2 separate regions of the Mus musculus genome follow, and region 2 is linked to region 1. The links are chromatin contacts, found by Hi-C in ENCODE. All regions are on one chromosome and are shown on one strand. Each heading gives the region's core, a stretch centred on a gene start or an enhancer-like site at or near the end of the contact. The rest is flanking DNA. Distances are from core to core; before and after follow the strand shown. Region 1 holds the start of Slitrk3 (SLIT and NTRK-like family, member 3). Region 2 holds the start of Zbbx (zinc finger, B-box domain containing).

Region 1 (7,063 bases), core at 1,915-4,414:
TCTTTGAATTAAAATGGTGTAATAAATTAAGACACAAGTAGATTAGGTCAGATTATCCATTGACTATGTAAGGGTGCAAAAAAAATAACATGCAAAAGTATAGAAGTAGCCTTTTACATTCTAATAAATTATTTTAATGAACTCTTTTAGAAGATGTTTTATGATAGCGAAATTGATAAAAGTTGGAATTATATATCATCTCCTAAAAAACGAGTGAAGTGTCTTAACTATGTGCCATATGTTAATATTTTTATTATAGTATTATTTAAAATATTCATCAACTTGAGCATTTGTAATAAACACATTCCCCAGCTCACCAATATTTTCAAAGCACTTGTATATGAGGAAATACAGTTCTTAGCAGCCACCAGGAAAATAGCTGTGTTTCATCAGATATGATGGGAAATTGCCCCCATTTGGCATTCTGTAATTTCTGTTGGATATTCATATGTGAAAAAGAATCAATTTCAGTGCTCAAGAGACAGAGGTATAGATATTAGAATTAGTAAACATTAGTCGTTTAATGACATAGAAATGAGAACTGAGCTTTATATAGGCTGTGGAAACTAGAAGAAATTGTATAAGCAAGTCCCAACTGTGAGGTGAAGGCAGCCAAAATCTTTCACAGGCTTTTGTGTGTGTGTGTGTGTGTGTGTTTGTACTTTAAAAATTGATGACATTGAAAAAAACGTGTTCAACAGCATTCTTGTTCTACACTCATGCTACAAGGCCACTTTCAAGAGTCCTGTCATCTGTATATTCTAACACATGCCAGATGAAAGGCCACTTTCAAGTGTCCTGTCATCTGTAAATTCCAACACATGCCAGATGAAAACCTTGAACTTTGCCCCATCATTGATGGGGAAATAAATGTTTAATCATTCATATTTAAATAAATCCCATTTCAGAACATCCATGTCACATTGACTTTTACTTGCTACTACATCATCAATAAAAAGTATCTTTTTTTAAGTGGAGGTTTCTTTTTTCCATAGCATGTGGAAAGTAAGTTTCAGTAAGTAAAGCCATAGCTAAAGCAACAAACATCTTTGGAGTGAACACTACAAAACAAAGACACATGAAAGGTGTTTTAGTCCACACATTTTTTTTTTAAATCTGGCATGAATTTTTTTGTGCTGACAGTGTTCACCTTTAATATCATCAGTTTACTCTATCAATTCACCTTTGCCATGCTCCTTAGAGCCAAGATATATGGGAGTATATTTGGAATCTTTGCATCAAAAGTAAGCATGAAAATCAAATGAAGTAAAAATAGACCCAAAAGTCAAAGAAAGTCAGGTAATATAGAGAGGATGATATGAGGTTCCTTCAGGGTTATATTTCCCCAGCCCTGAAGCGAAAGGCATGTGTGTGATTTCATACTTGCCTACGTGGAATATGGCAACCCCAGGAATTAAGTTGTGCAGCCACTCAACAAGGCTTGAAGCATCTCTTGACTCCTCAGCCTACTACTGCAGTTGGGTTTCTCTTACATCTGACTCTTGAAAATAATAATGATAATAATAATAATAATAAGGATAGTTTGTTGGCAGTATTTCTTGCATAAATTTCTTTGAAACCAAATTGGGAAACCTCATTAGGGGAACTGCTATGACAAATGTCCCTTCCACACCCAAGTTTTCACACAGCAAAGACTCACAAAGAAGGCATTATTGACCTAGAAAACATTGATAAAAGTTTGAATTTTGCCCCATAAAACTGAAACGCTGTATTTAAAAAGAACAAGCTTGATGTCATGGTGCTTTGGTCATGTTCTGGGTCACTGGAGATACTTTATTAATCATCTTAAAGGACACTGAGTATTTTGAAGAACAAACTGAAACATTTTAAGTATGACATTCTAAATCCCCACTTCACAGAATACCAAAGTGGTTACCATTCTGAATCAACTATGTTTGTGTGCCTATGTGTTACATAAAACTGAACAGGGCCATCTTTCTGGGCCTGACCAATTCTATTCTCTCCTTTATAATGATAATAATATGGGCCCTAGACTGTGATTAAATATGCCTATACAGCAGACAAATGAACAAAACCTCATAAAAGAAGGGGCAACGTATCTCCATGCCCCTCTCATAAAGATTGTCATGAACAATTTAAAAGCCCTGTGTCTTTTCAAGAGATAAGCTGGAGTTCCTTGAAAAACTTCTGAAAATATGGTCCAGTTGATGTGTTATGCTTACAATGATAATACATACATAATTTCACTTGTCTTGGGCAATTCGATGTTTTCACATCTAAAAGGAATAGTGAGAGTCACAGAGATGTCTCCCACGGAACTCCCCCTATCTCTCATGTTTGGGAGTTCGTGGGAATGCCACCCTTTCTCCAAGACAGTTGGCTAATGAACAGGATCTATTAAAAAGAACTGCGTTGGTTTGCCCTGCAGATTGGATGGAGGAACATTGAGCAACTGCATTAACAAGACTGCAGTGGAGGCAGTCAGTGGTCCCCTGGATCATGGAGCACTTTCATGAGTGCAAGCATCTTCCTAATGTCCTCATCTCATTTGTCACCAATTGGTATCTGACTCCTCTCCCTCAAATCTCCACCCCCTTCCAACCATGCTACAGTCTCATCACCACCCCCCTCAAACCCCCACGTTAGCAAGTAAAAAGAGATGAGGAAATGTTAGTACTTTCAGTTTGTCACCTATGTTGGCGGTTTCTACAAACCACTTGGAATGGCTCCTGGTAAGCATTCAGTGATGTTGCCCCCGATACAGTTCACATGCTCTTAATTTGATCATCTCCCCCCACCCCATCCCCTTTAGTTTGAGCTGTAATTTTCCAAACAGCCATCTCTCATTTGCAAAAGTTAGAAATCAATCCACCGATACAGAATGCTGACTTCCTGACAGGATCTCTCTTAGTGGAGCTGGCAAATTGTGACCAATAAATAGAAAACGGAGAGGGTGGGAGGGAGGGAGGGAGGGAGAGAGAGAGAGAGAGAGAGAGAGAGAGAGAGAGAGAGAGAGAGAGAGAGAGAGAGAGAGAAGAGGAGAGAGGAGAGAGAGAGGAGAGAGAGAGGAGAGAAGAGAGGAGAGAGAGGAGAGAGAGAGAGAGAGAGAGAGAGAGAGAGAGAGAGAGAGAGAGAGAGAGAGAGAGAGAGAGAGAGAGAGAATCACTTGCTTCCTAAGCAGGGATTTGCCTGCGATGCGCGGCGAGAGGACTGCGGCGGCTGATTTACACAGTTGGCGCGGAGGAGGGGCCGGGGGTGCGGGGGGACAAGCTGGCGGAGGCTCCAGCGATGGGCTGATCTGGGGGCTCCGGAGCGCCGCTCCCTCGGTGCGCGATTTGGGGGCGGCTGGTGGCTTTGCATTCGGGTTCCAGCCCTGCGTTTTCTGTATTGCCTTCTAGTCCCTGACCTGGCGCTCCCAGTTTAGAGGCAGACGTTCGGTAAGTAACGTGTAATCTGATTTTAGTTATTTCCTAGGCCATCAAAGCGGTACTTTTAAAGCAGGTCAGTCTTTAAAAGATGCGGTCGCCGCCACTGTCGCCGCCGCCGGGAGCGTCTCCTTGGCCTGGAACGCTCGCCCCCCTCCTCTGCCCACCGCTCCCTGTCCTCTGGCTGAAGAAGTGAAGGCGCTCCAATGGTGGGCTGTCAGGGGATTCACAACCCGCCAACGGGATCACATCGCCTTCGTGTTCTGCCTGAGATTTCCCAACGCCAAGTGCAATGTGGTGTGTACAGCCATACTGTTGTATCTGTGTCCTCACCCCCACCCCCCACCCCCCACCCCGCCACCTGACCAATGCTGGGATCTGAGATCTAGTCGCCCCCTTCCTGCCTTCTTTCTGTCTCTCCCCACCCTGTCTTCTCTCATCTCCATGCCACCCACCCCCACTCCCACCCATCCAAAGGGCAAAGAGCAAAGACACTCGGGAAAGCCAAGGGCTAGCTCTATCTCCTCGAGTAGACCGAGGCCGCAGGCAGGGATTGCGCTGTGAGAGAGACAAGCTTTCAGCGAGATACAGATAAAGAGAAATGCAGAAAGGGACCCGGGCTCTCGGGAACCGGGGCGCTTGCCACTGAAGGAAGAGCATCAAGATCTTTGATCAGGCCATCCAGGTCCTGGGACACTTGCACAGCCTGCCTGCCATCCGGAGCAAGCACAGAGAGCAGTGGTCCTGAGCCCACGGTCGCCAGCTTCACCGCGCTAGGTGCGCGCTCGGCTCTCCCATCGCTATGCAGCGACCATTTCCCTCTAAGTCTAAAGGTGGACCACTCTGAAAGGATTACAAGCGTGATTTGGTAGCCTTTCTGAAAGTTGGTGGCTGGAAGAGGGGAAGATACTGGGCGACAGAATGACGGATACAATGCAGCCTCGCGGAGAGTTTGCCCCTCCCGCTGAGAAGCCCCTTGGAGCGAACCTCGGAGATCCTGAGCGCTCTGCACCATAGGTACTCATCGACATCCGTTCCTACTTTGCCTGATTGCAATCAGTGTATGTCTTATGTAGGATATGTACTGTAGAACGCATTGACTTTGGCTGCTGGATCTTCTATACACTCACAGGTGCTAGGATTTTTTAAAAATTATATATATATATATATATATATATATATATATATATAATTTTAAGAATTGGATTCAATAGATGTAAGGACGTTGATGAAAGAAGGGCTTCTGGAGACTAATATAACCTCAAACCTGTTTTTCAGGGGAAAGAAATCTTAACTCTAACATATAGGCCAGGTGGCCAAGAGGAAAACCCCTCCCCCCGTGGAGCGCTGGGTTGTATTTTAAGAGACAGAAGGAAAACGGGGATGGATATATATATATATATATATATATATATATATATAATTTTTTTCTAAAGAGACTCCTTGTATGCCTTGCCTGTCAGTAGCGGAGTAAAAAAAGATTCTATAGAAGGCTCATAGCTCTTCAGAAAATGAATGATGCAGCATTTTAATTATTTGTTCCAGGGAGATCGTTTCGCTTCCATATTGGAATATTTAATCTTAGATCTGGAATGAAGGGGAGTACTGAAGAGGGGGGGTAGGAAAGGGGCTTGCTGTGTAGAAAGAGCTTCTTGTCCTTCTCTGGACAAATCAATGGTGCCGGCGCTCCCAGCAGGACACAGAAGAAACCAGCCAGAGGGCCCAGCATCCCCTAACTTTCAGAGCCCTTCCCACCCTTTAAACATGCTATGCTAAAATAAAGGCAAGAGAACTCATGAAAGGCCTTTAGAACATGGCCAAAGTCCAGCACTAAGGACTGTGGTTCCAGAGACTACTGGGACGTGGTTGCAGAGGCCATTTACTGTGACTGTGAAGCCCAGGACAGCCTCCTGATTACCTATTCATTCCATTAGAGCCTGGGTTCCCACAGGATCCCTGAAGCAGCTGCTGCCTTTGCAGACTGGGTGACCAAGGAGATGGGTTCAGGGTACTGGAGAGGGAGGTAAAACTGGTCCGTCCCGAGCAGTTTTCAGTGTACACTGAGGGTTTTCAATGTAAGCTTGTTTCCTGGTGGAGACCTCTCTGAGAAAAGGGTGGGTCTGGGATGTGAAGGGTACAGAATGTTAAGAGACTCTTACAGCCTGCTGCTTACTGAGTTCCATTGCTATTTCCAATCTTAGTTACTGTGGGGTAATGGACAGATGCATGGATATTTTTAATGCAAGCTATCATCCAGATCTCAGACTGACTTTAAGCAATGCTTTGCTCAATTAGATGAAATAGATTTTAAAGTGGTAAGAAATTCATAGCTATGTTCCTCCTCCTCCTCCTCCTCCTCCTCCTCCTCCTCCTCCTCCTCCTCTCTTCCCTTTCCTTCCCCTTCCCCTTCTTTTTTCCCTTCCTCTTCCCTTCTTCTTCTTCTTCTTCTTCTTCTTCTTCTTCTTCTTCTTCTTCTTCTTCTTCTTCTTCTTCTTCTTCTTCTTCTTCTTCTTCTTCTTCTTCTTCTCCTCCTCCTCCTCCTCCTCCTCCTCCTCTTCCTCCTCCTCCTCCCCCTCCTCTTCCTCCTTCAATTTGGTTGTGCAAAATACCTTAAGCAAATCATCTTCAGCACCTGCTAACTTTGAGACCCTGGCAATGGAGTTCAATTATTTAGTAGTCAGGAAACAGAAAACCTATGTCCCCTTATGAACTAAAGATAGGATGGGGGAAGGGTTCCTGCATTCTGGACACATTGCACAGTTCCCACTTAGCAGAACCCCTAGATGCTTGTTGGGTACTCCTCAATTCCACCATCAAGTTGTGCTTTCTCCTAGCATTTGATACCATTGAAAGGTCCTTTTAGAGGAGTCTGGGAGAGAGCTGGTCGCTTCCCCCTGTCAAATCTTCATTCAGTCGCCTCTCATCTGGACATTCCTTAGCATTACCTTTGGGGGATACTAGAGAGGAAAGAGAAAGAGAGAGGGAGAGGAGGGAAGAGGGGGGCAGAGGAAAGGAACTAAAGGAGGAACTAAAGGAAAAGAAAACCAATTTGAGCAATTTCCCTCCCTTGAGGCCTCCAGAGGAAGAGTGTGAATTGCCCCACTGCTTTTCAAGCTTCTCAGTCTCCCTACCAGTGGAGAAAGAGGGGAAAGAGGGTGTGAAAAAAAAAAGGGAAGGAGGGGGGAGCTGTAGAGAGGGAGCTAGGAGATAGGCTGGAGGGGAAGGTGGGAAGGAAGGAAGAAAGAAAGGAAGGAAGAGCAGAAAGTTGAAAGGAAACACAGAGTTGTTGAGTTAGAAGTTTATCTAAATTGAAGGAAAGGTTTTGGTGCAAAGAAATTGAAGCAGAATTCAAGAGAAAGTCAGTCCAAGTCGCTGAGGATGTTTTGCCTCTTATTTGGGACACCTAGCCAGTGGCAGAGAGTCTCAGATCTTTCCACCTGCAGGATGTGGGTAACTAGCTCATCCTGGCCTTGGACGGAAGTCTGTGAAGAGAAAGGCCCATTCCAAATATGGTTTCACTGTCCAAGGCCTCTGCACCGGAGGGGAGAAAGAGAAAGCAAAGGTCTAAGGGGCTGATACTCGCCCCCACCTCTATCCACCTCCTTCTGTCAACGGAATGTTTCCCTCGGGTTCTCTTCTCTTTCTCGGTCTTGCTT
Region 2 (7,063 bases), core at 1,880-4,379, 2.1 Mb before region 1:
ATTTGCATGGCACTTCCGAAGCTACAGGTTTACTTTATCTCTGTTGTGCATTGTAAAATGTTACATTTATGATTGCAGGCAGGGAGGTGTCTTTATATAAGGAAAACTTTTTCTCTGGGCTTCTTTGGTACAGGATTCGTGACTTCGTGAATTTTAACTTGCACAGCATTTTATTTTTATATACCTATCATTAAACTTTCATTGGGTCATTTGGCACCTACAAATATCTTACTCGGCACTTCTGTACTTTTTGGCTTCTGAAAAAGCATTTCATTATACAATGCCATCCCTTTTGTGAGGGAGGCTTCTTTCATTTTGGGGTTAAAAATTTATAAGCCACTTTTAACTGGTCATTATCTTCCCACAGTACTGTCCTGTGTTGCATTTCAGATATTTTACTATAAATATGTTTTTAAAATGTGCTGTGAGCAGTTATAGTAGCTCATACTTGTCTTCCCATCACTCAAGAATTTGAAGCAGGGGGTCTGGCTTGAGCTTGAGGCCAGCCTTGGTTATGGTCTGAGACCCTGAGTCAAAAAGAAAAGAATGAAGCATAACAAAACAAAACTGAAGAGAACAGAAAAACTCCTAGTTTTGATTTCCAAACATATCTTCATGGACCTGTGTGCAATGGCCTTTGAAAAGCCCTGTTTTGAACTTTGAGTGGTTTAAGCCATGTTTTTAAGGAAGTCCTCATCTACCATAGTAAAAGCAAGGTACATCAAATATTTTTAGTAAGAATCAATATAAAACATTTGTAATAAATATTTTTGTATATGAATAGTGTATACATGCAAAATAATAGTTTGGCTAATGAATTTATATAGGGAAATATTTTAAGAATAAATAAAAATCTTTGTTTCCACAAACATCCTAATTACAAAAGAGGGCAAAAGTGGGAAGTGTGGGAGGTAGCTATCATAGAATTAGAGGCTGTGAAAGATGTAGAAGTTTCTGATCCTAGTCTTAGGTACGTGATGCATTTCAATTGATGAATAGGGTTCTCTTGCCCTGCAGAACTTGACCAGTAGGACTGAAATGATAAAAGAATGGTTTACAATGGTTTTTCTTGGCTATACACAGTTTTGACCATGAAATGCAGCAGAAATTAATAGACTTTGAACATGGACTTACTACGTATATACTTCTATTTATTTATGTTCATACCAATTTACAGCACATATGTTATAATATTAATTGTGGAATAAATAGAAGTAGAAATAGGTCTTTCTCTTCTACTTCCCAGTCACTTTGTGAGATGTCGGTATTATATGTGCCTGATGCTCTAGAGATCAGTGGGCCCAGAGGTGTAGAGGGTTACAGAGGCCCAGAGGTAATAGAAGGTTAGAAAAAGACCATAGATCTCATATGAAAGAAATCTGAATTGAAATGGAGATGGGAGAAGTGTAAAGAAAAATATTGCATCAAAATACAGTGAAAAAAGAATTAAGTAAAACATACAGGAGATTTACAGGATGTTTAGCGTAAGAGTAAGCCTGAAGGAAGAAGGAAGGAAAGTCTGTGGTATAAATTTAGGATTTTGTGTTCACTCACCTGTAAAGCTGAGTAAACATATCCCTACAAATTTATATAAGCGAGAGAGTTATGAAGACTTAAACCCAAGTCTGTGTGCAGTGTATGGTAACCCTCAAATTTAATATTTATTCAGTATATTAATCTGACTGTGGACTTCTCTTTGTTGAATTTTTACTGCAGCAGCCACCTCTATCTCTCACAAGATTCAGTTTATAATTGTGGCTTCACAGATGAAGTAATTTCCCATCAGAGAAGTAAACTGATTTGCTCAACGTCAAGCATCAGGTTGTTAGCCTTATTCTAAAATAATCTCCCAGTTTTCATCCAGTGAAGAGAGCCTGGATATAACAAAAGGGCAGGAATGGAGTCAAAGTCTTAGGATGTCATAAAAGCTTAAAGGGAGGGAGAGTTAGAACACATGGACATGCTAATGACATCCAAAGGGCTGTGTTATAACGAAACTTCAGTTCAGAGTCTGAGTTCTCAATGAGGCAATTTTGCTTCCCTGGAGACCTTTGGCAATGTCTGAAGTTTTTTTTTTTTTTTTTTTTTTTTGGTTGTTTTTGTTTTTGTTTTGTTTTGTTTTCCACTTTGACCATTAAGAGAGGTTTTCTACTTGTTCTGATGAAGTTGTATAATAGGGCAGGACCAGGAACAAAGCTGCTTCTGATCTTGCTACAACGCACTGCAGAGCCCCTTGGTGTCAACTGTGCTGATGGTGAGAAGCTCTCTATTGGCTTTATAAATTAAAATTCTCACTCATTTAGTCATTGTTGCACTCTTACACAACTCAACTCCTTTGAATTTCTGCTATGTGTTCATAAGACATTTGTAACATTTAGAGTTCTAAGCAAGGTAAGGGATGCTATACAGGAACCCACTTTGAATTGTTACAATGAATATTTTTGGAAAAGGAAAATATTAAAATATTGATCTGATAATGGCTAACTAATTGAACAATTAGTTTAACAAAAAATATTAAACTAATTGTTCAATTAGTTAGCCATTATCAGTTCAATGCAACAATATATTCCAAGTAGTGAAGACAAGAGCAAGAACACAGGAAGGTTCAATAGACTCAAGGGCAGAGTTAAGTTCTTTTGACTAAGTTGGTGGAGTGTCATCAGTTTATTGGCTGAGGAGTGGGATTGTGAGCAGGTCAGAAATTGAAGATGCAGATGACAGAATATGCCAGAGGTTGGGGCTGACATGTTTGAGAAGGTGGTTCATTAAAGACACCTTCACTGGGGAAGAGAGAATGCATTCCCCCTGGCAAGCAAAACAGAAGAAAATATAAAACAGGTGGAAGTAAACACAAATACTATAGCTTGGATCTGACAGGTGATACAGGCTTTCAACATCCTCACAGAGCAAAGGTGACAGCACTTGCTGTCAAGGGTGAAGCACAGGAAACAGGATGACAGAATTCTTGAGAGCAGAGGTTTGGAGTAGCAGCTATGGGCATCATGGCTGGGGTTGAGCAGCAAAGAATTGAACGGATGGCTGAGAAGGCCTATGTACCCTTGGGGGGGGGGTCATTCAGCATGGGTTTCCAGGAAACCCCCTAGCATTATTTCATCATAATAATAAGCAGAAAGGGAGAGCTGAGAGTCAAAGGAACAACGATCATGCTTGACACTGAGAACATCTGTGTTTGGGATTTTGAAGGCATGGACATTTAGAATGATGTCTAGCTGCAAGATTTGATTACAATGGTGGGGCAGCTAGAGGAACTTAGGGGCTGGAGTATTAGAGGATCTTCAGGGCTGGATGTCAGGTAAGGGGGGGCACTGAGGTATTTAGAGTTATTAATGATAAATGGATAGAGAGAAATACTGAGTAGATTTCTGATATTTAGTGGAGGAGGAACCTCGTGTACATTGACAACATAGAGAGAGCAGAGATCTTCGGTGGATGTGAATTGTTGAATGATGACACTGTAACAGTGCCCTGAGTAAAGAGTGCAGATCCTCCCCACCCCACCGCACTGCAGAGAGTGAAAGGGAGGAAATCAGGAACTAGTTGGCTTGGGAAAGTGGCTGATGGGAGAGTGCCTACTTAGCATGCAGGTAGCTCAGAGCTTCATTCCCAGCATCTCATAAATAGCCTGATGCCACTCATCCCATGTGAAATGGAGCATGTAGATCAGAAGGTCAGGGCAATCCTCAGCTACATAGTGAATTGGAGATCAGCCTGCCAAAAACAAAAGCAAGAACGAAACCCTCAACAAGGAACGAGTTTCTGTCGATTTATTTCGTGAGAAGCTGTGACCATCAAAGTGACCTTCACTTAATGTGAACTTCATGGTGAAACATTTTTAGGAGAGATATCAAGCACAAATAATTAAGTGAATTTTCACATAGGGTTGTATGGAACAGTAAGGGGGTTGCATATACAGATAGTAAGCAGAGATGACAAGTTTTCAGGAGGTGGGTTGAGCATAAATATCACTGAAAAGGTGCCTCCCGAGGGCAATTTGGATACATAAAAGCACTGGTGCCAGGTTGCAGGTATTTGTGATGCCTGCAGACCACAGACTATAGCTTAGTCTAACCCAATTGCTTAGTTGTTATGGATGGCAGAGCCAGTTAAACTGCGCTGGCTTTGGGAAGCTCTTGTTCAATGCCTTCTGGCGCAGCAATAAGTCCATTAAATTCTAGTTTCAGATATTCAGAAGCATGTAAACATGCATGTGAGCATCCGTATCCATCTAGTAATGCTACTTTATCACTCAATTATTTTTTCAAGCATAAAAATCAGATTTAATGACAAAATTCAATTAGACTGAAACTAGGAGTTTGTAGCTTATTCACTCAAATATTTTTTATGTAATTAGGATAATTTGAAGTAAATATGAATACATTTATAAAACAGACAAATATTACTCATAGTAATAAAATAAATTATAAAATTTCCCTAATAATTACTTTATTTCCTGACATAACTACTCTTCGTATGGAGCTCATAGCCAGGCTGATCTCATTGCAATTCAGTTGTATCATTAAGGTAATCATACTGGATAATTCGGTTATAAAAATTGAGGTTAAATTTATCTGTAACTTGTATAACACTGCCAACTTAAAAAAAAAGTGTGATTCATATAGAAGTTGATGATTTCAATTCTATTTTCCTTTCTGCTGTGTTTGGTAGAGAAAACATCTGAGCAGCTACTTCAAAGAATATGAACAATAAGTGCCTCATTGAAGCAAAACCACAGAGAATAATTAGGCCTAAATTTTCAAAGATGACTGCAGTTGGTGCAGCCATAGATATAGAGGCAGCCATTGTTCTCATATCTTCATGTACAAATTGGGCAATTGAGCATGCAAATTGCAAATTGAAAGCTGGGCATGAATCGGCAGTGTCTATGTAAATGCACACCGGCCTCTGTGTTCACTTGTGCACTTTACATTCTGGTTTTAATAAGACCCAGGCGAGAGTGCTCACTTATCAGGTTTCTTCTGCTGCCTACTATGTTAAAATCCAAAGGTTTTAAGGGATTGTTTATATTTAAATACCCAGTATTGGCATTTACTTCCTTGAGTATATTTAACTAATCACATAGACAATTTGGGGATCATAAATAATATGTATGACAAGTAAGGCCACAATGCTTAAATGTAGTTCTCTAAACTGTACAAGTTGGCTTCTGCAGTTATGTGAACAAAATGATTCAGTTGAAATTTAGTGTAGATTCAGTCTGTACAAATACCAGACTCTTGAGTTACAGAAGGAGGAAGGGAGCTCAAAACCTTTACAATATGAATGGTAATATTTTCTTAAAACCAATTCATGCTGACATATACTATTTTTTGTTATACTCAACCTATATAATTGCATTAAAATGGGCTTCTGAAACTTTATATAATAAGAAAAATATTCCTGGCATATTTTGAAAATTTTTATCTACAATCTGTGCATGGTGGCTCATGATTTTAATATCAGTTTATTTGGAAGGATCCTGAGTGAGAGGTTAACCTGGGCTACCTAGTGAGACCTTGTATCCAAAACAACAAAACCAAAAGTGATTTATATGTATTCTTTTTTAATGAAAATTTAAGTTACCATATGCTTTTGATTATCTTTTTAATTTTATATTATTTCAACTAATACATTTTATATATATGTAAGATGCACTCAAATGGTATAGATATCTAACATTCTGTTAACAAATACACTTTCCTTTGATAAGAGATTGTGTCGCTGAAAAATAACATCTGTATCCTTAATGCAGCTCTCTGCTGGAAAAGTGAAATTGAAGTTACTTAAGGAAGAGATTCAAGGTGAGCCTATTTCTGTATTATATGCTAAAGTTAAGGTTCTTCACATAGCATATGTATTCATATAGAGTCTTCACATAGACTTGCTAAAAACTGCAATAATTCATGTAGAATAAAGTTCCTCAGTTACCAGATGATGATATTTTAGTTTTCAAAATAAGGTTTTTTTCAATATTTTACAGCAAATGGTCATTTAGAATATCATTAAAACTAATAATTCTCTCCAAAAGCAAAAACTCTTCTTTATAAATTTCATGTAATCTTTAAACCAAGGAGCAATTTTAGCAGTATAAAATAAAAATTATGATGTCTTAGAATTTACAGTGATCTCAAAGCAAACACAATATTCTTCTCAAAGTTAAACATATTTATACATGAATATTAGCATAATTTGGTGGAATAAATTCTAGAACCCTATACGATTCAATACTTATACAAACATATTGAGTTGATCTCCATTGTCCAGTTGATGCAATTTAAGTTTACATGGAAATTTACTCACCAAGGCTGGGCATATCTGTGACAGATTACCTAGATTGAGCTAATTGACTTGGGAAGACGCACACCAAATATGGATGGCTCCATCCTATAGTCTGGGATCACAGACTGAAAAAGCGGACAAAGGCAGCGGCAGCAGCAGCAGCATCTTGTTCTCTCTACTTCCTGACTCTGAGCAGATCATGAGAAGTTGTTTTTCACCCTTCCAGCATGACTTCCCCACCACAACTGAGTCACCTAGAACAGAAAACCCAAACCAAAATGCTCCATTACTTAAACTACTTTAGGCAGGTGTGTTTAGTTGCAGAAACAAGGCAAGTAACTGAATATTACTAATGTATGCCATGGTCCGTTTAGAAGTTTTCTAAATGGACTTCACTTGTGTTTAGGAAAAGGAGAATTTATAAGAAATCTACCAAGAGTAATATTCTCTAGCTGCAAATGCAGCAGAAGATGGCCTAGTTGGCCATCACTGGGAAGAGAGGCCCCTTGGTATTGCAAACTTCATATACCCCAGTACAGGGGAATGCCAGGGCCAAGAAGCAGGAGGGGATGGCTAGGGGAGCAGGGCTGGAGGAGGGTATAGGGGACTTTCAGGATAGCATTTGAAATGTATATAAAGAAAATATCAAATAAAAAAATTAAAAACAATCTTAAAAAAAGAAAAAAAAAACAAAAACGAGTAATATTCTCAGTACCGTGTAGTGATGCATGGAGTCAATGAGGTCAACGCAAAGTAGAGAGACGTT

The links. A loop is a pair of places that touch in the nucleus more often than their neighbours do.
Region 2: a loop to region 1 is called in a map of Patski, with 5 times the contacts of the local background. The contact joins the promoter of Zbbx here to the promoter of Slitrk3 in region 1. A Hi-C loop is called at or near these places in 10 of 37 maps with a recorded cell type or tissue (Patski, T-helper 2 cell, adrenal gland and 3 more).

What each region holds. Positions count from the first base shown.
Region 1 is chr3:73,053,904-73,060,966 of GRCm38, reverse strand. It overlaps Slitrk3 (SLIT and NTRK-like family, member 3), which reads left to right and starts at 3,164. Exons shown (of 2, transcript NM_001357851.1): 1 at 3,164-3,419.
Region 2 is chr3:75,139,838-75,146,900 of GRCm38, reverse strand. It overlaps Zbbx (zinc finger, B-box domain containing), which reads left to right and starts at 3,129. Exons shown (of 17, transcript NM_001310529.1): 1 at 3,129-3,313; 2 at 5,771-5,819.